Linked DNA regions of Homo sapiens: all the other regions are linked to region 6. Evidence: chromatin contacts called from ENCODE Hi-C or POLR2A ChIA-PET data. All regions are on one chromosome and are shown on one strand. Each heading gives the region's core, a stretch centred on a gene start or an enhancer-like site at or near the end of the contact. The rest is flanking DNA. Distances are from core to core; before and after follow the strand shown.

Region 1 (3,984 bases), core at 1-2,500, 660 kb before region 6:
AAGGAATTCCTAAACTAGGCCTCCACCAGGTTTGAAACAGTTTTACCTTATTCTCCCCAGGGGCCATGTTCTCATAGATTTCCTTCAGTTTGCCATAGTGTGGACGCAGAAATTTGAGAGGCTTGGGCACTGAAGTCATGGAAGTTGTAGAAGAACGAATCTGCCTTCGCAATTCCTCCAGCGCTGGTCGATACAGGGATGTATCCTTCTCCTGATCAAGAGACGACAGGGCTCAGACAAAAAGGAGTCACACCCCTTCAAGTCATAATACAGAGATATTTAACTTAACAACTCCTCCAAGGAAATGCTGTGTCTTATTCATTCATCTGTGATTCCTCAACTCCCTGCACCCTGCCTGGCACAAAAACAAATGACCCAAGTTAAGAGGTAAGAACTCTGCTTCTCCCACAAGAGAAAGCTGCAAAACTGTACAAATACCCTTTGTAACTCTCCTGCCTCCCAACATCATCATAACACTGACCCTAAAATACAGTCCACCGTACATAGCAGTTGCCTCAAAAAAGAATAAAACAAGTGGGAAAGATCCAAACATGCACCGAATCATGTTAACATCGTGACTCACCCCTAGTCGTTCCACGAGCATCTCCAGTTCATCTTGAAGCTGTTTATCCTCTTCAGACTGGAGGGTTGGGAGAAGCAGCTCATGAAGAGAAGGAATCCCAAAGACGTCCTCCTCCCACTTACCCGGGGCAGGTGAAGAATAAGCCTGCCTCCTTAGGAGGGGCCAGGTGGACAAGGAAACCGAGTGGGAATGGGAAGCCCTGGTGAGAAATCAGCCTGGGTTCTGAATCAGGCTCTACTTGAATGCCACTCTAGGAAACGGAGGTGACAATGACCTGCCCGAGTCCACTTCACGCGGCGGTGGTGAGGGTTGGTGGGGACGGCGGAGGTGACAGCGCGGAACGGAGAATGAGGAGCAGAGAGGCAAGGTGCCGGGAGTCCCGAGGGTCGCCCCAACCGCCCTCTCCCTGGCGCGGTGGGGTAGTTGGGTGTCGGGCCTGAGGCCTGCGGAGCCGCCGTGACTCAGCCCCGCAGCCTCCTTCGCCGACTCTCGGGGTCGCGCCTCACCAGCTCCTGTTCTTTGTCCTTGTCCCCGGCATCCCGCCGCTCCTTGCCGCTCGGCTTCTCGTCCGTGCCGCCGGGGGCCGCCGCTGGAGACTGCTGGGGCTGCACCGGCGCCTTGTCCCGGCCTCCCTCCTCCATCTCCGCCGCCACTGCCGGCCCGCTGCGCGCGCACCCGCTCGCACCGCCCTTTTTCCCAGACCAACTCGCGCGCGTCGGTCGCGGCGCCCCTCCTCCTCCAGAGCCCGCCTGCGACCGGAAACGCCGGGGCGAGCCGGGGCGCTCGGCGACCCACCCACCCCCTCGGCCTGAGAGCCCCGCCCTCGGACCCCGCCCTCGGAGGCAGGTGGAGACTACAATTCCCAGCCTCCCCCGCGCCATAGTCGCCCCTGGCCCCCGACCTCTTCGGAGTTTCCTGAAACCCGCGGGACTTGGCCGTGTGGGGTTTGGGTTCGCTCACTGCTGTAGATGGGCGGTCTGCGAGCGGAGTTACCGAGTTTTACTCCGCCACAGGTTTTTCTCATAACGGTGTAAATAGAACCCACAGTGACACTCCAGTTGACTGCGTGGCGCGACAGACAAACTAGATTTCTTGACGTCCAGGACGCTTGATTGCCGCCTGTATAAAGTCTGTGTAACTGTGTCTAGCCCCACACCACTGTGGAATATTAACCTCATTTGGTTTTGTTGTTGTTGTTGCTTTTGAGAAGGAGGCTCGCTCTCTCGCCCAGGCTGGAGTGCAGTGGCGCGATCTCGGCTCACTGCAAACTCCGCCTACCAGGTTCAAGTGATTCTCGTGCCTCAACCTCCCGAGTAGCTGGGATTACAGGCGCCCGCCACCACGCCCAGCTAATTTTTGTATTTTTTAGTAGAGACGGGGGTTTCACTATGTTGGCCAGGCTGGTCTCGAACTCCTGACCTCAAGTGATCTGCCCGCCTCAGCCTCCCAAAGAGCTGTAATTACAGGTGTGAACCACCGCGCCCGGCCTATTAACCTCATTTGATATTCCTCCCCAGTTGAAAGAGAGTACTCTGCTATTCCCGTGGCTACCATTTTAAATACTTTGGGGAGCCAGGTGGAGTTGACATCGATCAATAAAGCCCTGTGCTCCCCGCCAAGTTCTGGAGCTAAAAGCAGAACAAGACAAGGTCTTCGTCCTCTATCTTCTCGTCTTTCCCTGTGAAGCCTTAGAGGCGTGTGACTGACGCGCTTATGTCAGGACTGCTTTCGAGTGATTCCATGCACTTCTTACAATCTTTTGAGATTGGTAGGGTTAGGTCCATTTTACAGAGAAGATCATATCAAGTAGTAAAATGAGGATTTATTTTTTATTTTATTTATTTGTTTTGAGATAGTGTTTCTCTCCTGTTGCCCAGGCTGGAGTGCAATGGCGCAATCTCGGCTCACCACAACCTTCGCCTCCCGGGTGCAAGTGATTCTCCTGCCTCAGCCTCCCGAGTAGCTGGATAAAGAGGAGTTTTAGAAAAAAATCCCTCTACAGATGACTGAAGAAAGCATGAAAATGTATGGACACCGTGAAGCCAGAGATAGAATAGGCAGAACAGTTATGGACTGTTGAATTTTTGTGCCACCACGCCCGGCTAATTTTTGTATTTTTAGTAGAGACGGGGTTTCTCCATGTTGGTCAGGCTGGTCTCCAACTCCCGACCTCAGGTGATCCGCCCGCCTCGGCCTCCCAAAGTTCTGGGATTACAAGCGTGAGCCACCGCGCCCGGCGGAATCAAAATTTAAAGCTCAGTCTTTCAGTCTTCAAAGCCCTTGACTGTTTTAGGCAAACCCCAGAGTTTCTTCTTCAGCTGTGTGTGTGTGTGTGTGCGTGTAAGGTGAGAAAAAAGGAAGTATCTCTTCTCCCTTTCACCTAGTGGGAACACTCAGGAGTCTTCTAGCAATCTTATTTTATGGGTTCTGACACATTGAAGAAAAAGACACCTAGTACAACATATCACAGAGTGAATGTTGGGTAAATGTTTGTGTAGATACGGAAGTAAAGGTCTGAATCCATTTTAAATACCTGTTGCTCTTTTCCACTCAGTGCTTGGATTCTAGGCATGACCTTCCATTGCCATTGCCAATGACTCCCCCAGCGCTGGTCTGCAGACAAAAATTCAACAGTCCATAACTGTTCTGCCTATTCTATCTCTGGCTTCACGGTGTCCATACATTTTCATGCTTTCTTCAGTCATCTGTAGAGGGATTTTTTTCTAAAACTCCTCTTTATCCATGACTTCCTTCTTCTTTTTTTTTTTTTTTTCCAGACGGAGTCTCGCTCTGTCGTCCAGGCTGGAGTGCAGTGGCATGATCTCAGCTTGCTGCAACCTCTGCCTCCCGGGTTCAGGTGATTTTCCTGCTTCAGCCTCCCAAGTAACTGGGACTACAGGCATGCACCACCACACCCCGCTAATGTTTGTATTTTTAGTCGAGACGGGGATTCACCATGTTGGCCAGGCTGGTCTTGAACTCCTGACCTCAAGTTATCTGCCTGCCTTGGCCTCCCAAAGTGCTGGAATTACAGGCATGAGCCACTGCGCCCGGCCTGGAACTGTGTCTTATTCATCTTTATGCTCCTAGCCTCCAGCCTAGCGCCTGGCTTGTAGTGAGCCTTGATAAATATTTGCAGAATGCATGCATGCGGAATGAATGAATGAATGAATGGCTTTGCATTCATCTTCAGGCCATCTTTGTGTATAATAACAACCCACTGGGAGCTGTCTTTGGAGGCCAGAACTAGGCACTGGAAAATCATGAGGTTTCTCCATTTGTAAATCATGATAGACCCACTAAAACTGCTTTTTTTTTTTTTTTTTTTTTTTTTTTTTTTTTTTTTGAGATGGAGTCTCCCACTGTCGCCCAGCCTGGAGTGTAGTGGCACGATCTCGGCT
Region 2 (3,502 bases), core at 314-2,813, 700 kb before region 6:
TGTACCTGGCTCAGGGCTCCCTGACAAGCCCCAGCAAATGTTTCCCTCACTTAATGAAGTTGGAGGCACACATCCCTCCCCGGCATTGCCCAGCTCTCTTCTATCACGTTCCCGTCCCTCACAAGGGCAGCCAACACTGCCCCTTGACCTGAGGCCCACCCTCGATCCCTCCCCTTGGGTACCTGGCTGACAGGGCCCCCAGGGTGGCGCCAGTAGCCTCCAGCCAGGCCTAGGCGGGGGAGCACCTGCTGGGTGTTTCTTAGCTTGCTCTCCCTCCCTCGCTTCGCTCCCCTCAGCCGCCGCCATCCGTGCCCGGCGCTCCGCGCAGCTGCGGCCCAGGCCCAGAGAAAAGGTGTATGTCTCCCTGGCAACCCATCACCACGCAACAGGGTCTCCCGGGATACGGCCCGGGATGCGCTGACGTCAGCGCGGAAGGCGCGAGCTCTCCGCCTGCTGGCACAGCGCCGAGCAGAGCAGACCGGCACGGGGGCGGCCTCCCGGCCCGCCGCCGGATAGCGCCTCCGCCCGCCGGAAAAGGGAGCCAGAAGCTGGCTGGCCAGGCGTGGGTGGGGGCTGCAGATCCCCTTTATATGGATGACGTCCTCCTTCCCCCCACCACCAGGGGCCCAGCACCTCTGGCAAGTCCTGACTGTCCACCGAGGAAGGGCGGGAGGACCTGCTCCAGCCTCGGAGGGTTCGAGCAGATCCCAAAGAGGATAGAGAGAGACCCCGAGGAAGTTCGATCCACTCCACAGCCCAAGCGGGGTCCGAGGACACTGAGAGGAAGGGGAAAGGCTGTTGAGCTGTGCCCCTACTTCTGCAGAGATCCCCATTTTCATCCAGTATTGCCGTATCATTTCTCGGCCCCTCCCCCACCTTCCAGAAGACCAGCGCCCACTGAGTGCTCTCCTCAACTCTAAAAGCCCCCATCCCACACATCACTGACCCTCGGGCCCCTGGGGCCATTCTGTGGCAGCCCACTTGCCACCTTCCTGCTCTGGATAAATTTTGCCTCAAAACCCTAGGGTGAAACCAAACAATGATAAATTCTGACTCTCCTTCCCGTTTCCCAGCCTACCCATTCCTCTTGGAAAGCACACTGAGTTCTTCCGCCATCACTGTCCCCCCCACCACCGCCACCCTGGACCCTTTGCAGGAGGGTTGCCTTCCTTCTCTCTTCCTGCTGCCTTCTTTCCTCTCGCCAGCCTCAGCTGGTCCACAGCTCTTTACTCTTCTTTTCTGACGAACTCATGATATTTTTTCTGATTTTCACCCCTGTCCCCTGAAGCCGTTTCCTGATGCCCTGTCTGGCCCCAGCCTGGTTCTCCCTGTTTCAGCCTGGTTCTTAATATCTAAGCCAGAGTAATTTTCCTTTTCCACCTAAGCACCCTACTGCTCAGCTTCCCATCATCTCCCAGATCACATCCATGATCCCTGGTCTCACCTCTGCGACTTGTCTGACAAGTCCATCGTCCTCCAGGCCCTTCACGCTGCCACAGAAACATTTTGCCCAGCACAGAAATCATAGGCATGCTGGCTGTGTTGATGCAGAGAACCAAAAGCCCAGAACCGCTCCAGGCTCAGCTCCCAGTTCTATTCCTGTTTTGGCTCCGGATGCTGAGCCAGTCCCCTCCCCATTTGGAACCTGTGCCTAGTCACATAAGGAGAACATTCCTGCCTCATGGCTCTGAGGAGGTGGGAACACCAGGGCTCAGCCAAGCTCTCTGGGACTCGGGGAGCTGAGGCCCATTCCCTAGACAGTGCCAACAGGCAATGTACATCACAACTGACCTTTAGCTGGAGCAGCCGTCTCTATCCCTGAGCCTCGGCCAGCTGTTGGTCCCCAGAAATGCTACCAACCAGAAGGAAAACAGGAGGTTACAGGCCATCCCTGGCCCCCAACTGGTACCTAACCAGGGCTCTCGAGGCCAGTCCTGAGGTCAGCCAAACTCACCCCTGACAAGAGAAGGTGATGACTTCCTGAACTCCAAGCCTTGATAGGGCCAGAGAGATCAGAGCAGTCAGCTGCTCCTCAGCTTCAAAAGCCACGAGGTTAACTTAGGACTACAAATCCCAGAATTCCTCAAGGGAAGTACAAATCTCAGCCAGTCTTAGCTCCAAAGAACATCAAGTACCAACCACACCAAGGCCTGTGTGACTGACCACCTGCCCTGAAGGTCCAGGACCCATCCCAAACCCAGTCCTGCCTTGCCTTATGCGTGGAGAAATCCACCACACCGGAGTAAAGGAAGCTGGCCGACCTCTGATGCACAGGACTACGGCCAGGCCCGGTGTGCATGGCCACCCACGGAAACCGAGGCCCAGGCAGGGGTCAGCACTGTGGGAAGGAAGCCCTGATGGCCTGCCTCTGGGTTCCTCTTTCCCTCCACAGAGTAGAGTGATTTGTTTTTGCTGAGTGGGGGCAGGACATTAAAACAACTGTAATAGGTGAGAGGTGATTCAGTGTTCACAGGTGCCCCAAACGGGACCTCAGTCCCCCTTCGCCGACTGACTGAAGAGGGGAGTCAATGTCCGACAAAAATTCTGTGGTAGGGTGCTTAGCCAGGACCGAAAGGCTACCTCTTTAAGAAGATGGGGACACGGCTGGGAGAAGCAGGTTCCCAGCACAGGGCCACTCCCAGGACTGTGAAGGCAGAGGTGTAGGCGGAGGGGAGTGTGTGTGTGGGCGCGCAAGGCCAGTCGCCGAGGGCTGGAGTGGTGGGGGCATCGGGCTGCCCAGCCCCTCCCGGGGCTGTGCGTCTCCGGCCACCCTGAGCAGTGGGCACACGGCAGCCAGCGGCGAGACCATGCGTCTGCCCTGCAAAACCCCAAGGCAGGCAGGCCGTGGGAGCGAACCGGAGTCGGTCTGGCCCCTTCCCTGCTCATTCCCGCTCCCTCCTGTTGCCTGGCCCGCCTCCCGGTGCAGGCTCCTCCCTCTCCCGACACCGGCCCCCTCCTCAAGGCCCCCACCCACCCGCGGCCCGCGCACCGGCGGCCGCAGCCCGACTCCCCAACCCGTACCCGGCCTCCGCCTCTTACCCTGACCCGCCGGGCTCCGAGAGCCGATACAGCCCATGGCCGGGCACCCAGGCACGCTAGCCTGCGCTCGGGGCGCGGGCCATCGCCTTGCAGAGGGTAGGGTCGCGGCCACACTGGGGAGGGGAGAGCCCGTGAGAGGGGAGGGGTGGGAGCCGCGCGTCCGCCGCCGCTCCCCGGAGAGGGAACCGGGCCGGTGACGTAAGCGCGGGGGCGTGACCGCCGCGTCACCACCCAAAGTAGGCGGGGCGCAGCGACGTCACAGCCACGCAGAGGCGGCCTGGACCGGGTTCGAAAATGCCGGTCCTCTCCTCCCAGAGCCGACTGCCACCTGAAGGCAGGGGCGGCGAACACTCACTAAGCCAGCCCAGTCACACTACACGGGGTCGCAAAACCTCCCTTCATGCATCCAGCCCCTTCATTTTACAGATGACACCTTCAAGCCATAAAGGGATTCTCCAGCTAT
Region 3 (3,700 bases), core at 1,008-3,507, 730 kb before region 6:
CAATTCTCCTGCCTTAGCCTCCCAAGTAGCTGGGATTACAGGCGCCCGCCACCACGCCAGGCTAATTTTTGTATTTTTGGTAGAGACGGGGTTTCACCATGTTGGCCAGGCTGGTCTCACAAGACAGTGTCTAGCACAGAGCAGGTAGCGATTATAAATATGCCTAGGAGTTTGCCAGCACCATGACAAAAGGCCACCCAGGCACCGGGCACGGCATGCGTGAAGCCAGAGAGAGCTCGGGAGTCTCCGTTTTCTCATCCATAAAATGTTTACTGAGGGAGGTCCCTACACCAGGACCTGCTGGTAGGGGCAGGCCACAAGAGCTGGGTGGACACGGGGCCCAGGGGCATGTCCGCGAGGTTAGCCTCTTCCTCCAAACCGCCCCTACATACCTTACTTACCTCGGTCAAACTTCTTGCCCTCCGGGTCAATATCCTTCACATCGAAAATATCCTCAAACAGGATGCCCGCCATCGCGAGGGGGCCACGAGAGCAGCAGAAGGGGTGAGAGCGCGACCACAGTTGGGAGTACGTGCACCCCCTAGCGTGGACAAGACCGGAGAGAACCAAAAGCACCTCCTGAAAGCGCGGCGGCCAGACGAGAGTGGCGCATGCGCACAAACAAGCGGTAACGCGACCACTTCCGCCACAGCCTCCCGCTCGGGGCTACTTAACTTCCGTCCCGAAAGATTGCTTCCGAGAGGCTTCGGCATTGAGGGCGGGTCTCATGTCCAGGTGGCTCTGCCCAGGGCGGGGAAGCAATAGGCTGTAGAGCGGGTTCTCGCGCTCCGCTGGGGCCCTACTGCGCCCTCTTCAGAGGCCGGGTTCCGAAGACTGGAATGCGTGGGGGCCTAACCCAGGCAGGGACCTTGATCCTTGGCCCAGAGAAGCCGGGCCCTAGCCCTACCCCGCCGGTCCGCGTGCCCGCCGAGGGCACAGTCCGCGCCGAGGGCAGGTGGAGCAGAACCCCGCCCCAGAGGTGCCCAGCCCCTCCAGCCGGCACCGAGGACCCCGGGGCCGGCCTGGGCCGGCTCGGCCCTGCTGGACGTAACCCGAGCCGGATCCGTCCAGTTTGGGAATTTGCCATGACGTCGCTATGGAGAAGAGGAAAGCCTGCATTGTCCCCTCCTCTCGTACTGCACCCTCCCACCACTGCCCTCCCTCTTCCCCCCAGGCCCTGCTCTCTTCCCCTACACCGCCCCTTCAGCCGGGCTCCCGCCACCCCCCTCCCCCGGGCATTACCCCTCCAGCTTAGTGCTGCGCGTTCCCCCTCCACTGCCTTCTCCTGGACACGGATCCCCTCCGTGCCCCTTCAGCCTGGCACTGCCCTGTCCCTTGGATACCAGCTCTTCCCTCACACTGGCCCTTCCTCCTGAGTGCTGGCTTCTATCACAAGGCCCCCCCTTCCCGGGCACTGCTCCCGCCCCCTGAGCCCCGCCTCTGCCTCCCAAATGCCCCTTACTCCTGGTGCTGGCTCTCCCGCACACTTGTGCGTTTCCTGGGCGCTGCCCTCGCTCCTCTCACACTATCTCTACGCTGCCCATCCACCCTGCGCGCGCTCCGCCCTCTGTTCTATCCTTCCCCAGCCCCTGATAGAGAACCCAGAACACCAGCAGGCAGTTCCCCCAAAGCGGAGGGATGGAAGCAGCGACTTGGGTTCCTCCTTGGGCCCAGCCAGGGAGAAGCGACCCACGCCCGCGTCCCAGGAGTAGACTTCCCGGCACCTGGAGCTCCCTTCCCTCCGGCCTACCCCTTCCGGTGCCCTCCCCAACCTCCACCCCCGCACACCCCGCAGGCCCGGTTGCTCCAAGTGCACCTACCCACGGGAGCCCCGAGAAAAGGAAGGATGAGGAAGACGGCCCCAACCCTCTCCGAATCCTTCCAGCTTTGCTTTTCACCCCTGACGGGGCAGAGGGGCCTTCCCAGGCCTGTCTGGGCCGCTCGTCTCTTCGGAGGGGCAGAGGGGAGGCGGCTCCTAACGGGCTGACCCGGAGGAGTCCGATGTAGACAGCTCCGCAGCCCCCAGCCCCAACCCCTACGGAGCTCAGGCGTCTGCAGCCCCTCCTGCCTGGGCACGGGGAACCGCGAACCCGGGCCGGCCCCTCCACGTGCCAGTAGACCCGCCCCTCCCGGGCGCCCCTCTCCGACCCGGGCATCCGCAGGGAGCCGGCGCGGGCTTGCGCCTTCCCAGCGCCCCTTGCCGCCTCTCGGGAGGCCCCGCGCGGACCCCAGCCTGGCTGGGCCGTCCCCTCCGGATGGGCCGGCGGGCGGAGCAGCGCAGAGGGCACCGCCCTCGGCCCGCCCGCCGGGGAGGGGACGCGAGCGGGAGGCTGCGCCAGCGGCGCCCGCCGGGGGCCCGCCGCACTCTGCTCTCGGCCTCCCGGGCTGCGGGGACGGGACGGCTGCCGGCGCGGACTTTGCGGGCCGGGAGCCGAGTCCAGGACAGAGCCGGAACCGCCGAGGGAGGCGAGAGGGCAGTGCGCGGAGATGGCGGCCGCGGCGGCGGAGGAAGGGATGGAGCCACGGGCGCTGCAGTACGAGCAGACCCTGGTAAGTGAAGCTGAGCTGAGCCCCAGGAGTGCGCTCCGGGACCCCTGCTCCAGGTTACCCTGGGAAGCGCGAGGACCAGGGGCCTACCCTAATCCTGTCCTAGCATTTTGAGCTGGGGAAACTGAGGCTTGGAAGTCTGAGGCTGCAGGGCCGAAGGGATGGAAAACTGCATGCTGGTTTCTGGCTGAGGCTGAGGGCCTGCAGAGGACAAGGACACCAGGTACTTGTCTCAGGTGTCCTTCCCCTCACCCCACAACATGCACGTTTTCTTTGCACCTCCCCTTCACCACCTGGGCCCAAGTCTCAGCACCCCACTGCCCCTTCCGCGGCACCATTCACACCATTGAACTTTCTCTACGCCACTATCTCCACCACCCAAGACATTCTCTGTGTCCCTGCCATGTGCATGGCACCATGCTAAGCATAGAATCGAGTGTGTAGAAAGATGGTCAGCCCCAGACCCTACCTCTGGAGGCTCCACACCCAGCGTTGGCTCCAGGAGCCCCTCAGTTGACTCTGGAAAAAGGTGGCTTGCCACTCTGGGGGACAGGAGCTTTAGGGAGGGTGGGTGAAGCAGGAATGGGTGTGGGAATTGGGACCTTTGTCTATGCTGATGCGGGGTATCCAGCCCCCACCCACCCCAGGGTGTGTCCCCTGACCTCATTAGAAGCAGGGGTCCTGGGCTCTGAGCTGACTTATCGCCCCCATTGTTACTTGGTGTTTGAGAAGCCACGTGACCCTCCTCATGTCACTGGGGTGGAAGACCCAAGCCCTAGGGAAAGGAAGGGGCCCGTGGTTCCTTTTTACCAGCTTGGGCTGGAATTTGCCCAGGAAGGTGGCAGGGAGGGAACGTCTTGGAGAGGAGAGGCTATAAGTCTGGGAGGTGCCCAGTTAGGAGAAAGTAGCTGGATGAATCAGGATGTCAGGGAGAGGTGGGAGTAGAGCAAGGGTAGAGGGGCCAACCCTTGGGATGGGGTAGGAGACACTTGCCAATCTGCCCAGACCAGGATAGGAGCATGGTCAAGGAAGCCAGGCACCTGGCCTCTGAAATGGTGCCTCTTAACACCAGCCACCTCTCCATCTCCGTCCCTTCCAGCTGTCTCTGGAATGAGCTCTCAGGGTCGAGCTCTGTCCCGGGCACTCTGTGCTC
Region 4 (3,921 bases), core at 1,015-3,514, 520 kb before region 6:
AACAGAAAAGTCAGACCTATGGTTTCATATTATTGCTTGGTTCAAGCTAAGAAAAACAGTAAGTGGACTGACAATGGATTTAAAGAAAAATATTAAGTAACAGTGACTGGATGTAATGGGGGCCCTCTTAAAACTGCAGTTAGGCCTTGGGATTGGGAGAGCAGCCCAGAGTTGTCCAGGCTTAGGAGGCAGGGGCCAGGTCCAGTGGGTCTGGAGATAAGTACAGGGTGGAGAGACAGCCTATCTTAGTCCCTCAAGGCATCTGGATCTGAGGTGGCCCCAGGGCACTGGACTCTGGCTCATCTTCCCCCATTCCTTATGTGGAGGCAGTAGCTTGATCCCTTCTAACCCTATTCTTCTCTTGCCAGGCCAAAGTATCCACCCCCTCACCCAGACCCCTTCTAGATCCATCCCTCCTCAGAATCTTCCAATTAGAGGTGTCTGTCTCTGGGCTGAAGGCAGACAATCATTATCACACCAGGAGCACCCCACCCCAGGGCAGGAACAACAACAGAAACAAGAATAGTTAGAATCTACAAAGCACTGCCCACTGTACAAAGCACTCTCACACACATGATTTCAGGGGCTCATCCAACCCTGAGTTCCAGGGCAGAAGGTGACAGCAAAACATGCCAGGCATTAGACAGAAGGTGCTTGCTTCCTAGTGCTAGGTGGGCCAGGGGCTTGGGAGAGAAGCCAGACAGATGAACACTGGGGAGAAGAATGTCTCCTCTTGGCTGTGGGGCCTCAGCTCCAAAGAGCAGTGCAGGCCTCAGGCTAGGGCTGGAGAGGCAGCCTTCAGGCCTGGAGGGGCCTTCCCCACCGCCTCCAGGCCCAGCGCCCAGTTAGTGAGGCGGCAGGCAAGTGTGGGCGCCTCCCCCTCCCCCAGTCTCCTGGGAGTTGGGGGGGTTCGAGGGGGATCAGCCAGGCCCCCCTCTTCCCAGGCCAGCTGCTTCAGAACCTTCCGGCTCCAACATTCCATCCCCTCTTAAAGGGAAAGTGACTGCTTCCAAACTGTGCCTGTCCAGATCTCTGCAGCTGGGTGGAAGGGAAGACCCCACCAGGGAGGGGAAGATAGAGAACACCAAGAAACTCTTCCTGGCTATCCCACCCAGGCCCCAGGCCCTTCCTAACGTCTCTCCACTGGCCACCAACTGGAGGAAAAAAGCCCGAATTGGAGGAAAGATCAGCACCTGGGTCAGTGAGGACTACTCCGCAGGGGTCAGGCTCTCTGTTCCGGTGACAACACCCACAACAGCCCACAAAGGAGAGGGCAGGCAGCTAGATAAACATCAGATCTGCAGACCCCGCTCGCGGCCAGGCGCCCGAGCACCCCCGACACCCCTCCCCCAGCTCAAAGTCCCAGCAGAGCCCTCAGATGCAGCATACTCCAAATATGGCTGGGAGCTGTGCTGCTGAAAAGATGAAGGGGGCGAAGAACGAGGGCCACACGACCCAAGTCTGTGCGGAAAAAGGTGGCTCTGGCTCCTCGGCAGGAGGAGGATGGGGGACTCGGGCTCTGAAACTAGGTGGAGGGGGGGTGTGTCTGTCTCTGTGGGCCACTGGTCTCTGAAGAGGTAAGGGGACCGCACCGGCAGGAACTCTGATTGCTAGTGGGGAATTGGACGTCCCCTTAAACAAGGGAGGCCAACGTCCCCTCTTCAGAGGTAAACGGGAGTTGCTACTGGGGCTGGAACCAAAGGGGCCCAAATGGGCCGAGTCGCCCCTAGAAGTCAGAGCGGGGCTAGGAGCCGGTGTAGCGAGGCAAGTCGAAACGGACCGCGTCATCCCTTAGAAGCCAGAGCGGCCGGGGCTCCCGGAGGCGGGGCGGGGGCCATCCTCACCCGAAATCGTCGTCCATAGACTTGAAGAAGAACTTATAGCTGGGTCGCTGCAAAACGCCCTTAAAGTCCGCCAAGGTGACGCGCTCGGCGGGCAGGGGCAGCTTCACAAGGTACGGCGTCTCCTGCCCATCCAAGTGGTAGATGATCTTGGTCTCGCCCATGGCTCTGGCCTCGGGCCCGGCGGCCCGCGCGCGGCCTGCTCGGGCGGCCGGGCCGAGCCTCCCAGACGGCGGCGGCGCGCGGCGCGGCCCAGCGGCTCAACCCAGCTCGGCGGCTGCTGGCGGCGCCAGCTCCCTTGTTCTCCGGCCGCTACCGGGTCCCAGCGCCGCCCGCCGCCGCCGCGGCCGCCGCTTCCGCTCCCCACTCTCCCGACTGGACTGGCGACCGCGACTCTTCCGGTGGCCGCGGCCCTCCCGGCCCAGGGCTTCGTCCGGGCCCGCTCCCCTCCTCCGGCCCGGCGCGGCCCCGCCCCGGCGCGCCCCGCCCCCGGCCGCCGCGGAGAGGCGCCGGCGTCGCGGCAGATGGCAGGGTTTCCCGCCCACTGGCCGGGCCGCGGCGCTCCGGTCCCGGGTCCCTAGAAACGGAAGGGGAGATTCACCGGGATGGCGGCGTTCCCGGACCCCTGAAGGCCCTGACTCCGGACCCAAGTGGGATCGGCGACTCCTCTGCAGTCCAGGAAGAGTGGAATGCAGGGATTGCTTTGGTCCCCAGAAATGGTCTGGGGAAAGAGGGTGGGTCTGACTCTGGATCCCTGGAGGAGAATGACCTCAACATGGCCCTTCAGTGTTTCTTGAGAAGCACAACTGCTGTCACTGAGTCTACTAAACTGATCTCGAGAGAAGGACAGCATCCAGTTCTGATTCCTCCCTATAACCTTAGCGTCCAGTTGCAAGGTAGTGGTTTAATAAATGGGTTGAATGCGGAATAAGTGGGGCCCGGGCGCGGTGGCTCACGCTTCTAATCCCAGCACTTTGGGAGGCCAAGGCGGGCGGATCGCCCGAGGTCGAGAGTTCAAGACCAGCCTGACCAACATGGAGAAACCCTGTCTCTACTAAAAATACAAAAAAATTAGCCGGGCGTGGTGGCGCATGCATGTAATCTCAGCTACTCGGGAGGCTGAGGCAGAAGAATCGCTTGAACACGGGCGGCGGAGGTTGCGGTGAGCCGAGATCGGTGAGTCGAGATCCTGCCTTTGCACTCCAGCCTGGGCAACAAAAGTGAAACTCCATCCCCCCTCGCCCCCCCCCAAAAAAAAAGATAAGTGGATGCATGCATGCCTAAGACAGTAAGTCTCAAACCAGAACTCCAGAACTAGGTATAGCCGGTTCCTCACAGATCTCCTCACCCCTTAACTTTTAATTCATTTAATAAATACTGAAGGCCTACTGTGTATAAGGCATATCGCATGAGATATAGCGATAGCGAGACAGACAAGGCTGCTCTCAGGACCTTCCCTCAGCTGGAGGGAAGCACATAGGCTTGTAAATACATAACTTCAGAGTGACCACTGCTATGAAGAAGGTAAAACAAAGTGATGGGATAGTGACAGGGGAAGCCAGGCGCAATGGCTCATGCCTGTAATTCCAACATTTTGGGAGGCTGAGGCAGGTGGATCACCTGAGGTTAGGAGTTCGAGACCAGCCTGGCCAAAATGGTGAAACCCCGTCTCTAGTAAAAATACAAAAATTAGCTGGACATGGTGGCGCATGCCTGTAGTCCCAGCTACTCGGGAGGCTGAGGCAGGAGAATCGCTTGAACCCGGGAGGTGGAGCTTGCAGTGAGCCGAGATCCCACCACTGCACTCCAGCCTGGGCGACAGAGCGAGACTCCGCCTCAAACAAAAACAAAAACAAAACAACCAAAACAAAACGAGAAAGAGGTTTCTGATTGGTTAGAGAAAACTTCTTCCAGAAAAAAAGACCTAGAAATAGCAAGGATGAAGTGGCTATGAGAAGATCTGGGGTGACAGCCTTCTAGGCAGAGGGCACAGCCAATATACAGGCTCAAGGCAGGAATAAACATGTTACATTTGAGGAATAAGAAGGCCATCATGACTAAAGGAACAGTCCTAGGTGAG
Region 5 (4,020 bases), core at 1,215-3,714, 630 kb before region 6:
ACAGGAGGGGGAGGTTGCAGTGAGCTGAGATGGCGCCATTGCACTCCAGCCTGGCGACAGAGTGAGACTCCATCTCAAAAAAAAAAAAAAAAAAAAAAAAAAAAAAAAGCTGGGCATGGTGGCGTGTGCCTGTAGTCCCAGCTACTCGGGAGGCTGAGGCAGGAGAATCGCTTGAACCTGGGAGGTAGAGGTTATGGTGAGCCAAGATCGCGCCATTGCACTCCAGCCTGGGCAACGGAGCAAGACTCCGTGTCAAAAAAAAAAAAAAAAAAAAAGATGTTATGTGATTTTCTTAATTTTCCTAAAATTTTTTTCCTTCCTTCCTTCCTTTCTCTCTCTCTCTCTCTCTCTCTCTCTCTCTCTCTCTCTCTCTCTCTCTTTCTTTTATTGAGACGGAGTCTCGCCTCGCTTTGTCACCCAGGCTGGAGTGCAATGGCCCAATGTCCGCCAACTGCCACCTTTGCCACCCTAGGTCAAGCGGTTCTTGTGCCTCAGCCTCCCAAGTAGCTGGGACTGCAGGTGTGTGCCACACCTGGCTAATTTTTTTTGTATTTTTAGTAGAGACAGGGTTTTGCCATGTTGATCAGGCTGGTCTCAAACTCCTGACCTCAGGTGATCCACCCACCTCGGCCTCCCAAAGTGCTGGTATTGCAGGCGTGAGCCACTGAGCCCGGCCTCCTAAAATGTTTTAAGTACAAACGAATTAATTTTTTAAAACCATGATTATGGGTCCTTCAGTTCAAGGTCACTGAGAAAGTGGGAGTCAGGATTGGAACCCATTACTGGACAACTTCCAGTGTATGTGGAATTTTCTGGACTCTCTTCCAGTGACCCCAGTCTTCCGCCTTTATTGTCCTTCCAGTTTCAGGGCTCCTCTCACTCCAGGCTGGGCCTCCACCTCCAGCTGTGGCCCTCATCCCGGAGACTAGGACAGAGCAGAGGAGGGCTTCATAGTGATGGGCCCCCAGGCCTGGGCCCTTGAGTGAGGCTGGCATCAAGGTATCCTGTGGCATACCGCCCCCCCCATCCAGTTCCCTGGGCAGCCACCATTGCGTTTGTCCCTGTGTCTCCGGTATTAACACCTGGCGAGAAAGTGTTGGAAGGAGACCCACTACAAGGCAGCCTCACCAGCTGTGTGATTTGGTAATTTGGCCAGATTAAGGAAGGAAAGCGCGTTCGCCTGGAGTGTGGAATGAACGTACAGGGTGATCATTACCGTTTTCAGCGCTGCCGTCACTGTCGCCGCATGTGAGACACCCCCTCCTCCCCAAGGCCAGTGATTGCGCCAGAGCTCCTGCGCGCTGGCAAGCAGGTGACGCCGCGGGTGACGGCCAGCCAGGGCGGGGGTTGTGGGGGCGGGAGGCAAGGGGAGAAGAGGGCATGTTCCCATCGGTGAGGCGAGAACTCACCCGTGGTCCAAAGCAACGAGGGCGGGGGGCACCCTCCATCTCTACCGCACTCCCTCGGGGCACACACTGGCGCGCTCCGCGTCCTCAGGTGCTCCGAGCTTCCCCGCGTCACCCGCAGCCCAGGGCGCCCCCCGCGACGCCGCCATTCATTCCTCCTACACTGCGAGCGCACCACTCCAGAGCCGCGGGGGGCTACAGCCACCGGACTAGGGCTGGGGGTGTCTGCCCTGGTGCGCGCGCGTCGGCCCAGTTTCTATAGACCCCTCCTAGGAGAGACTGAAATACCCAGATTCAGGAGACGGAGACACTGGCACAGAGATACAGGAGTCAAGAATGGAGATAGATAGAGAAAGGCAGACACTTAAGGGACAGGCATAGACAAAGGCCATAACACAGCGAAAGAGATACGGGGCACAGAGACAGAGAGATACAGACACTTAGAGATGGACTGACACACACAAAGGCGGAGACAGAGACACAGACCGGCACTCAGAGGCGCACGGACCCTGACGATCTACTTAAGACCAGCAGAGCAACTAGTACAAGAGCGCGTCAGCGGCAAGGGCACCATCCCACTGGCCCGAGCTCTTCCCGCGCTGTGGGTTCGTGCCTTCCCCAGTCACCCTGTACCCGAGTCTCCTCCCCGCGCATTTCCCGCTCCCCGCTTTCCATTGCCAGCCCTGCGGCCGCCTTCCCGCCCCAACGCGCCCGGCCAGCTTTTGCCCTCCTGCTCCCAGTCCCCCTTGCACGCCTCTCCCAGCCTAGGGGTCAGACCCTCCTCCAAGCTCCTCCAGTACCAGGCTCGATCCCACCCCCCTTCGGTCCCGCCCCTCCCCGCGAGGTCCCGGCCGGGTTGGCTGGTACTATTCCCCAAGACCCACGTGCTGGCCATTCCCCGCCACAGTGCGGGAACCTCCCACTCCAGCTGCCTCTGTTCCCGGGGTAGCTGGGCGCGCTCCTGCCCCCGGCCCCGCCTCTTTCCCCTGGCCAGTGCCCGCCCCGCCTCCACCGCGCCCCGCCCGCCGTGCTCTGCCGCAGTCGGGCGCTCATCGTCATTCCGCTCTTGCCGCCGCCGCCGCCACCCCCGCCCCCCGCCCCCGCCCCCGCCCGGTCCCCGCCACCGCCGCCGCCGCCGCCTGCCCAGCGGCCCGGGAGGCGGAGGCGCGGGGGAGGAGGCCCCGCTTGGCTCCTCAGCCCCGGATGCTGCATGACTTCATCCTTCCGCCGGCTCCCCTGCTGAGGTAGGGCCGGTCCGGCAGCAAGCCCGCCGCCCGCGCCCCGCCGCAGTCCCGCTCCCGCCCCGCGCCCACCCCGCGCCCGCCATGTCCGAGATCCTGCCCTACAGCGAAGACAAGATGGGCCGCTTCGGCGCAGACCCCGAGGGCTCCGACCTCTCCTTCAGCTGCCGCCTGCAGGACACCAACTCCTTCTTCGCGGGCAACCAGGCCAAGCGACCCCCCAAGCTGGGCCAGATCGGCCGAGCCAAGCGAGGTACGCGGCCCGGGCCCGGAGTCGCCGCCTGACCCAGAAACCCTCCGCCGGGCGCCCCCCGGCTGCCGTTCCCCGCCGAGTGCCCGCAGCTCTTGCCGCAGACCAGCGCACCAGCCGCTCTCCAGCCCGGGCTGGAGGGGGGGGTCCCCGCTGCAGTGTGTGTCCCCCTCTTCCCTTCTCCCGGGAACACGGTGCCCCGGATTCGATGCTCGCCACCTCTGGAAGCAGAGCCCTGGCACCCGGGCGAGGGGGAGGGGCCGGTCGGGGCATTTGGGGCTGCACGGAAGTGGGAGCACGGGGTAACGGGCTGATTCTTTGGGATCAAATACTGAGTCGGTGGACAATACGAAGAACCTTCGGGTCGAGAGGGACGTCTAACAAGAGAGGGCAGGAGGCCGGGGGTCCGCTTGTCTTGGTTGTTTGCATGGGGAGGGGAGCTCTGTTGGTGCCAGGATCGGAAGAGGGGTTCCAGCGGCGAGAGGGCTCAGGTTGAGGAGAGGGCTGGACCAGCTGGATACTCGGTTTGAGCCCCATTTGAGCAGGGGGATCTGTTGAAGTGCGGGTTGAAGAGGGGGATTCCGTGAGCAAGAGGTTTCTGATCAACTCAGAGGGAGGAAGGCTCAGGTGGCAGGAGGGCTCGCACTGGGAGGGAGAATAGCTGGAGCCTTTGGAAGAGGGGCGTTCCGCCATCGGGAGGGGAGGGGGTCTAGGCTTGGCGGCGGGTTGGGTCTCCAGAAGAGTTCGGACGGGGAGGACACCGCGGCACAGGGTTCCGAGGGGCGTCGCTGGGCCACGGGCAGTAGCTGCGCGGGAAGCTAGGACGCGGGGCTCATTCTCATCGCCGCCGCCCCCCGAGGCCGCGCGGCTGACGCGCTTTCTCCCTGCGCAGTGGTGATCGAGGATGACCGGATAGACGACGTGCTGAAGGGGATGGGGGAGAAGCCGCCGTCCGGAGTGTAGACGCGCCGGCTCGGGCGGCGGGCTCCGGGCCCAGCCTCGCAGCGGCCAGGAGCGCGGGCCGGCGATGCGGCTGCCGGCGCCCCCCCGCCCCGGCCCAGGCGCCCGCGGGCGGGGGCTGCAGGGCCGTGCCGCCGCCGCCGCCAGGCACTCCGGAGCTGTC
Region 6 (3,810 bases), core at 866-3,365:
GCAGTGAGCTGAGATGGCCTGGGTGACGGAGTGAGACCACTCCACTCCAGCCTGGGTGACAGAATGTGAGACCCTGTCTCAAAAACAAAACAAGTGTATTAAGTCTTGAGTGAATTCCTATATCTGCAGAAGAAAATCTGACAAAACGCAAATACCCTATTAACTCAAGCGATTAGAAAAACCATTTTCAACACACTATGGCTAAAAATGATTGGTCTTGAAGATTTTATTACCGTCAGCTTAATGTACAATTTTAAAACGACACAGTCGCAACCCACTTCTCAAACATTTTGAATTACCACGGGAATTAAAACATAGAAGTGTGTGACCTAGAATCCCTCAAACAAGGAAAACAACTCATCCGAGCCGAGTATGGAAGAATCTTTACTTTTTAGGGGAGTATCTTCAAACTATCTTTTTTAAATAGTAGAAATCTGCTTTTAAATCTCAGCCAACAACAAGCAGATTTTAAATCTATTTTACAACCCTAATAAAAACCAACCTCTTAGCTGGTGGACCCAGTCTGTAGCTGCAAATACAAAGACGTGATTTTTGAAAAGCTGCCCACAAGAGCAAGTGATTAATCATTAAAATCCACTAAAATCAATTGTGAACAGCCACTGCCTCAGGGGTGACCGTGGGGCCCCCTAAGATGTGGCACTGTGATCTATATTTAGCTATCTAAACACGTTTACAGAACTGGCAACAACGTGTTCGCAGGACTTCCTGCGAACCACCCGGCAGATAACGCGACACTAGTTAAAGGGTGTTAATTTTCCGGTCCTCGGAGGGCAGGCCACGGTAGCCGATCTCTGCGTGCCCAGAACTGCCTGCAGGATCAGGCAGCAGCAGCGGCGGCGGCGGCCACCGAGGCTACCAGCCGCCCGCAGCAGGGGCGGGAGCGCGCGCCTCCCGCACCCGCGCCACCCGGCTCCACTCGGGCCGCAGCTGCAAAAGCAGCGACAGCGCGCGCTCCCGCGCGTCCTCCAGATCACCTTCAAGGGGGCGGGAAGAATGGCCCAGGGCAGGCCCACCTAGTGACAATAAAAACTCGCCAATAAAAACTCGAACTCTCCCTCGGGTACCGCCCACAAGCTGCCGCAGGCGCCCAATCCCCGCCGCGTTAACAGTCTTCACCCGGGGTGTCCAGAACTTGAGGGCGGGTCCATTAGGAACTAAATTAAGAAACTGAGTCCTGGAGTGGTAAGAAGGTGGGGAGGTTAGGCGGGGACTGCGCCGGCGGAACGCCCGCTCCCCCGCCCGCCCCGGCTCCCCGGGGACGGCCGCAGCGGGCCGGGTGTCGCGATCGTGGTAAACAAAGGCTCGCAGGGGACGGGGGCGGGGGTAACGGTCAGGTGACAGTGCCGAGTGCATTTCGCAATCGCTTTAATGGGGCTTCACGGGCCCGCGGCCCTGGGGACCCCACCTTGACCCCGTCATTCCTCCCGGACAGAACCGACGGTCGTCCCACCAAACAAGAAGGCTGGATTTGAGGCGGTCGCACTCCCCCGGGCTTCCTGAAATAAAAAGCAGCGCCCCGTTCGCAGCCCATCGGCAACAAGCAGCACCCGTCTGCCCAGCCGCCTCCCCCGGCGGCGCCCGGCCCCGCGGCGACTAGCCTACCGCACCTGCGGCTACCCCCAGTCCCGGCAACCACCCCGCCCTAGCCAGGCCGCACCAGCCGCGCCGCGGTTCCGGGCCGTAGTGCCAGGAGGCGCGCGCGCCCTCCCTCAGGGCTGTAGCTACCAAGCGGGGGAGGAAGACCCCCCAGGTGAACCCTGGAGGCCCCTCGCCTCAGAAAGGGGCCCTGTAGCCCAGCTGCAGCCTCTCCGCAGACCGCCAGTCTGGCTCTGAGAGGCCGGCCGCCGCTGGCTGCCCTCCCGCAGACACCCCGGTGGTCAGGACCGCCGTCGCCCCTCCGCCCCCGAGGACTCAGACTCTGACCGGTTCCTCGCCTTTCGGCCGGTCCCGGAGCTGTCACCCCCGGTACCTCTCGGCGAACACTGGAAGCAGCCAGCAGTGGCTAACCCCGCGGTCCCTCAGCGGCGGGCGGCGCAGCGCACTCTCCAGCGCCGGCGTCTCCTCCAGCCACCAGTCTCTGCCGCAGCTCACAACAAAGGAAACATGTGACCGTCCGGGCCAAAACACTGAGCGTCAGCGAACCCTGGCCAATCCGGGTGGGCGTCCTCCGCCCCGGGGAACCCTGGGAGATGTAGTTCACGCTTCCCGGTGGCCTCCGGGGCCACCTGGGGCTCCCGCCGTGGGGTGGGTGTCGGGTGCCCAAGAGGACGAGACCCACCCAAAGGGCTGCTGACTCAAAAACACCTTGTTTTAAGCAGAGACAGTTAAAAAAATGCCTCTTGTGTAAGGAGCCGAGTGAGAAGCCAGAGTCGTTTCTTTCCTTCCCTCAAAGGCCCCTGCCACGTCCCAAGGAAAAAGCCCGCGATCAGCCCTTCGACTTTAAAGCTTGGGTCGAAGCTTAGAGAGCTTTTTATTTGACCCTTTGATAGACAATCGGAAATCAGGCCTGAGGGCCTGCAGGGTGGACGAGACTAAAACCCCAGTCCTTAGAAGGAGCAAGGAAAACCACCTCTTTTTTTTTGATAAAGCTGTTACTGTCCCTGGTATCAAATCCTAGGTTACCTTTTTATTTTAAACGCACATGCACGTCGACCAAAGCTGTCACAAATCCCTGTTTTCCAAGGTAGATGGAGTTCCTAAAGGACATTGTGTTGTCGTTTTGTGTCTGCAAGCTTTTTGTTTTGTTTCGTTTTGAGACAGAGTTTCGCTCTGCCACTCAGGGTGGAGTGCAGTGGCGCAATCTCGGCCCACTGCAACCTCTGCCTCCCGGGTTCAGGCGATTCTCCCGCCTTAGCCTCCCGAGTAGCTGAGACTACAGGTGCCCGCCACCACGCCCAGGTAATGTTTTGTATTTTTAGTAGAGGCTGTGTTAGCCAGGCTGGTCTCGAACTTCTGGCCTCAAGTGATCCGCCTGCCTTGGCCTCCCACAGTGCTAGGATTACAGGCATGAGCCACTGCGCCCCGCCTGCAGGTATTCTTTTAAAGGATGATTGCAACCATTTAACTAGTTTTTGGTTTCTGATACCAAATTTAAAAATCTCTATCTTCTACATGTCATGAATACCGTCATGCCTCTATTAAATTAGGCGTTGTGTTCTGATGACCAGAGGCGGAAATAATATGGAAGGCCTATATACAGGCCTTTTAAACATACTTTTTAGGCCTCTTTTCCATCTCTTATTCAATTATTTGAGCTATTTCTTCTGGTATTTATATATTTCCAAATAATGTATGACTATTTCCTATTAAGGAAGCTATCCTTCTCATAATCTGGTTAAATCATTAATGTTTACGCTAATGAGACCATGTATTTATTATTCATTGTTGAGACAAATCGTATACAATTTCCCATCTTGTATGGCTTTTGGTTTTCCTTGGAGTTTTAATAATTATCCTCTTTCTTTGCTTATTTTATTATGGATCTATCACAATGTCCTCTTAGTTTTTCTAAAACGATAAAATGCTTTCAATACAACTCCATATAATCAAACCCATCAGATAATCCATCGTGTGTGTATGTGTGTGTGTGTGTGTGTGTGTGTGTGTGTGTGTGTGTGTATCTGTACTTTTTTCTTAGAGTCATTGGTCCGCAGTTCCAATGACTGTTTGGGAAGCTTGCTTCTCTGTCTTGGGTCTTCCCTTCTCCAGCATCCTAGCATTTTCTTCTGTGATTTCGAGCATTGCCTCATATTTTGGTAGAGCACATTCCTCTTAAATAGCTTCCTAAGA

The links. A loop is a pair of places that touch in the nucleus more often than their neighbours do. ChIA-PET counts read pairs that join two places held with the same protein, here RNA polymerase II (POLR2A). Pooled maps may share reads with other maps.
Region 1: a loop to region 6 is called in a map of naive thymus-derived CD4-positive, alpha-beta T cell, with 27 times the contacts of the local background. The contact joins the promoter of PSMD2 here to the promoter of KLHL24 in region 6. A Hi-C loop is called at or near these places in 2 of 168 maps with a recorded cell type or tissue (both naive thymus-derived CD4-positive, alpha-beta T cell), 4 of 37 single-sample maps with no recorded cell type and 16 of 50 pooled maps. POLR2A ChIA-PET finds 5 or more read pairs at or near these places in 2 of 52 experiments (BJ and activated T-cell).
Region 2: a map of ascending aorta shows a loop between it and region 6 (5-fold over the local background). The contact joins the promoter of FAM131A here to the promoter of KLHL24 in region 6. A Hi-C loop is called at or near these places in 2 of 168 maps with a recorded cell type or tissue (ascending aorta and sigmoid colon) and 11 of 50 pooled maps. POLR2A ChIA-PET finds 5 or more read pairs at or near these places in 1 of 52 experiments (activated T-cell).
Region 3: a loop to region 6 is called in a map of CD8-positive, alpha-beta T cell, with 7 times the contacts of the local background. The contact joins the promoter of POLR2H here to the promoter of KLHL24 in region 6. A Hi-C loop is called at or near these places in 2 of 168 maps with a recorded cell type or tissue (CD8-positive, alpha-beta T cell and naive thymus-derived CD4-positive, alpha-beta T cell), 5 of 37 single-sample maps with no recorded cell type and 17 of 50 pooled maps.
Region 4: a map of gastrocnemius medialis shows a loop between it and region 6 (6-fold over the local background). The contact joins the promoter of DVL3 here to the promoter of KLHL24 in region 6. A Hi-C loop is called at or near these places in 1 of 168 maps with a recorded cell type or tissue (gastrocnemius medialis) and 7 of 50 pooled maps. POLR2A ChIA-PET finds 5 or more read pairs at or near these places in 1 of 52 experiments (activated CD4-positive, alpha-beta T cell).
Region 5: a loop to region 6 is called in a pooled map, with 3 times the contacts of the local background. The contact joins the promoter of CAMK2N2 here to the promoter of KLHL24 in region 6. A Hi-C loop is called at or near these places in 1 of 37 single-sample maps with no recorded cell type and 1 of 50 pooled maps. POLR2A ChIA-PET finds 5 or more read pairs at or near these places in 1 of 52 experiments (BJ).

What each region holds. Positions count from the first base shown.
Region 1 is chr3:184,296,507-184,300,490 of GRCh38, reverse strand. PSMD2 (proteasome 26S subunit ubiquitin receptor, non-ATPase 2) reads right to left here and starts at 1,250. Exons shown (of 21, transcript NM_002808.5): 1 at 1,090-1,250; 2 at 584-640; 3 at 47-211. The coding sequence starts at 1,224. RefSeq lists a silencer at 1,243-1,582.
Region 2 is chr3:184,335,661-184,339,162 of GRCh38, reverse strand. FAM131A (family with sequence similarity 131 member A) reads right to left here and starts at 1,563. Exons shown (of 6, transcript NM_144635.5): 1 at 1,445-1,563; 2 at 634-776. The coding sequence starts at 1,532. RefSeq lists an enhancer at 410-1,021 and silencers at 2,820-2,889, 2,813-3,013, 2,930-3,359.
Region 3 is chr3:184,360,267-184,363,966 of GRCh38, reverse strand. POLR2H (RNA polymerase II, I and III subunit H) reads right to left here and starts at 2,257. Exons shown (of 6, transcript NM_006232.5): 1 at 1,821-2,257; 2 at 402-1,094. The coding sequence starts at 474. CLCN2 (chloride voltage-gated channel 2) reads left to right here and starts at 2,362. Exons shown (of 24, transcript NM_004366.6): 1 at 2,362-2,550. The coding sequence starts at 2,488. It overlaps LOC124906311 (a long non-coding RNA gene), which reads right to left and starts at 3,640. Exons shown (of 3, transcript XR_007096193.1): 1 at 3,210-3,640; 2 at 3,017-3,103; 3 at 2,656-2,748. RefSeq lists an enhancer at 248-367 and silencers at 588-767, 828-1,097, 1,168-1,437, 1,998-2,587.
Region 4 is chr3:184,153,720-184,157,640 of GRCh38, reverse strand. It overlaps DVL3 (dishevelled segment polarity protein 3), which reads right to left and starts at 2,264. Exons shown (of 15, transcript NM_004423.4): 1 at 1,845-2,264. The coding sequence starts at 2,005. RefSeq lists enhancers at 1-802, 803-1,680 and a silencer at 2,018-2,367.
Region 5 is chr3:184,259,997-184,264,016 of GRCh38, reverse strand. It overlaps CAMK2N2 (calcium/calmodulin dependent protein kinase II inhibitor 2), which reads left to right and starts at 2,464. Exons shown (of 2, transcript NM_033259.3): 1 at 2,464-2,900; 2 at 3,790-4,020. The coding sequence starts at 2,732. The coding sequence ends at 3,860. The region is part of intron 2 of EEF1AKMT4-ECE2 (EEF1AKMT4-ECE2 readthrough); the gene reads right to left. RefSeq lists enhancers at 610-1,372, 3,258-3,809, 3,810-4,020.
Region 6 is chr3:183,633,928-183,637,737 of GRCh38, reverse strand. KLHL24 (kelch like family member 24) reads right to left here and starts at 2,115. Exons shown (of 8, transcript NM_017644.3): 1 at 1,945-2,115. It overlaps LOC107986162 (a long non-coding RNA gene), which reads left to right and starts at 1,129. Exons shown (of 2, transcript XR_001741042.2): 1 at 1,129-1,203; 2 at 1,454-3,575. RefSeq lists silencers at 710-1,039, 1,090-1,409, 1,600-1,669, 1,680-1,789 and an enhancer at 2,210-2,269.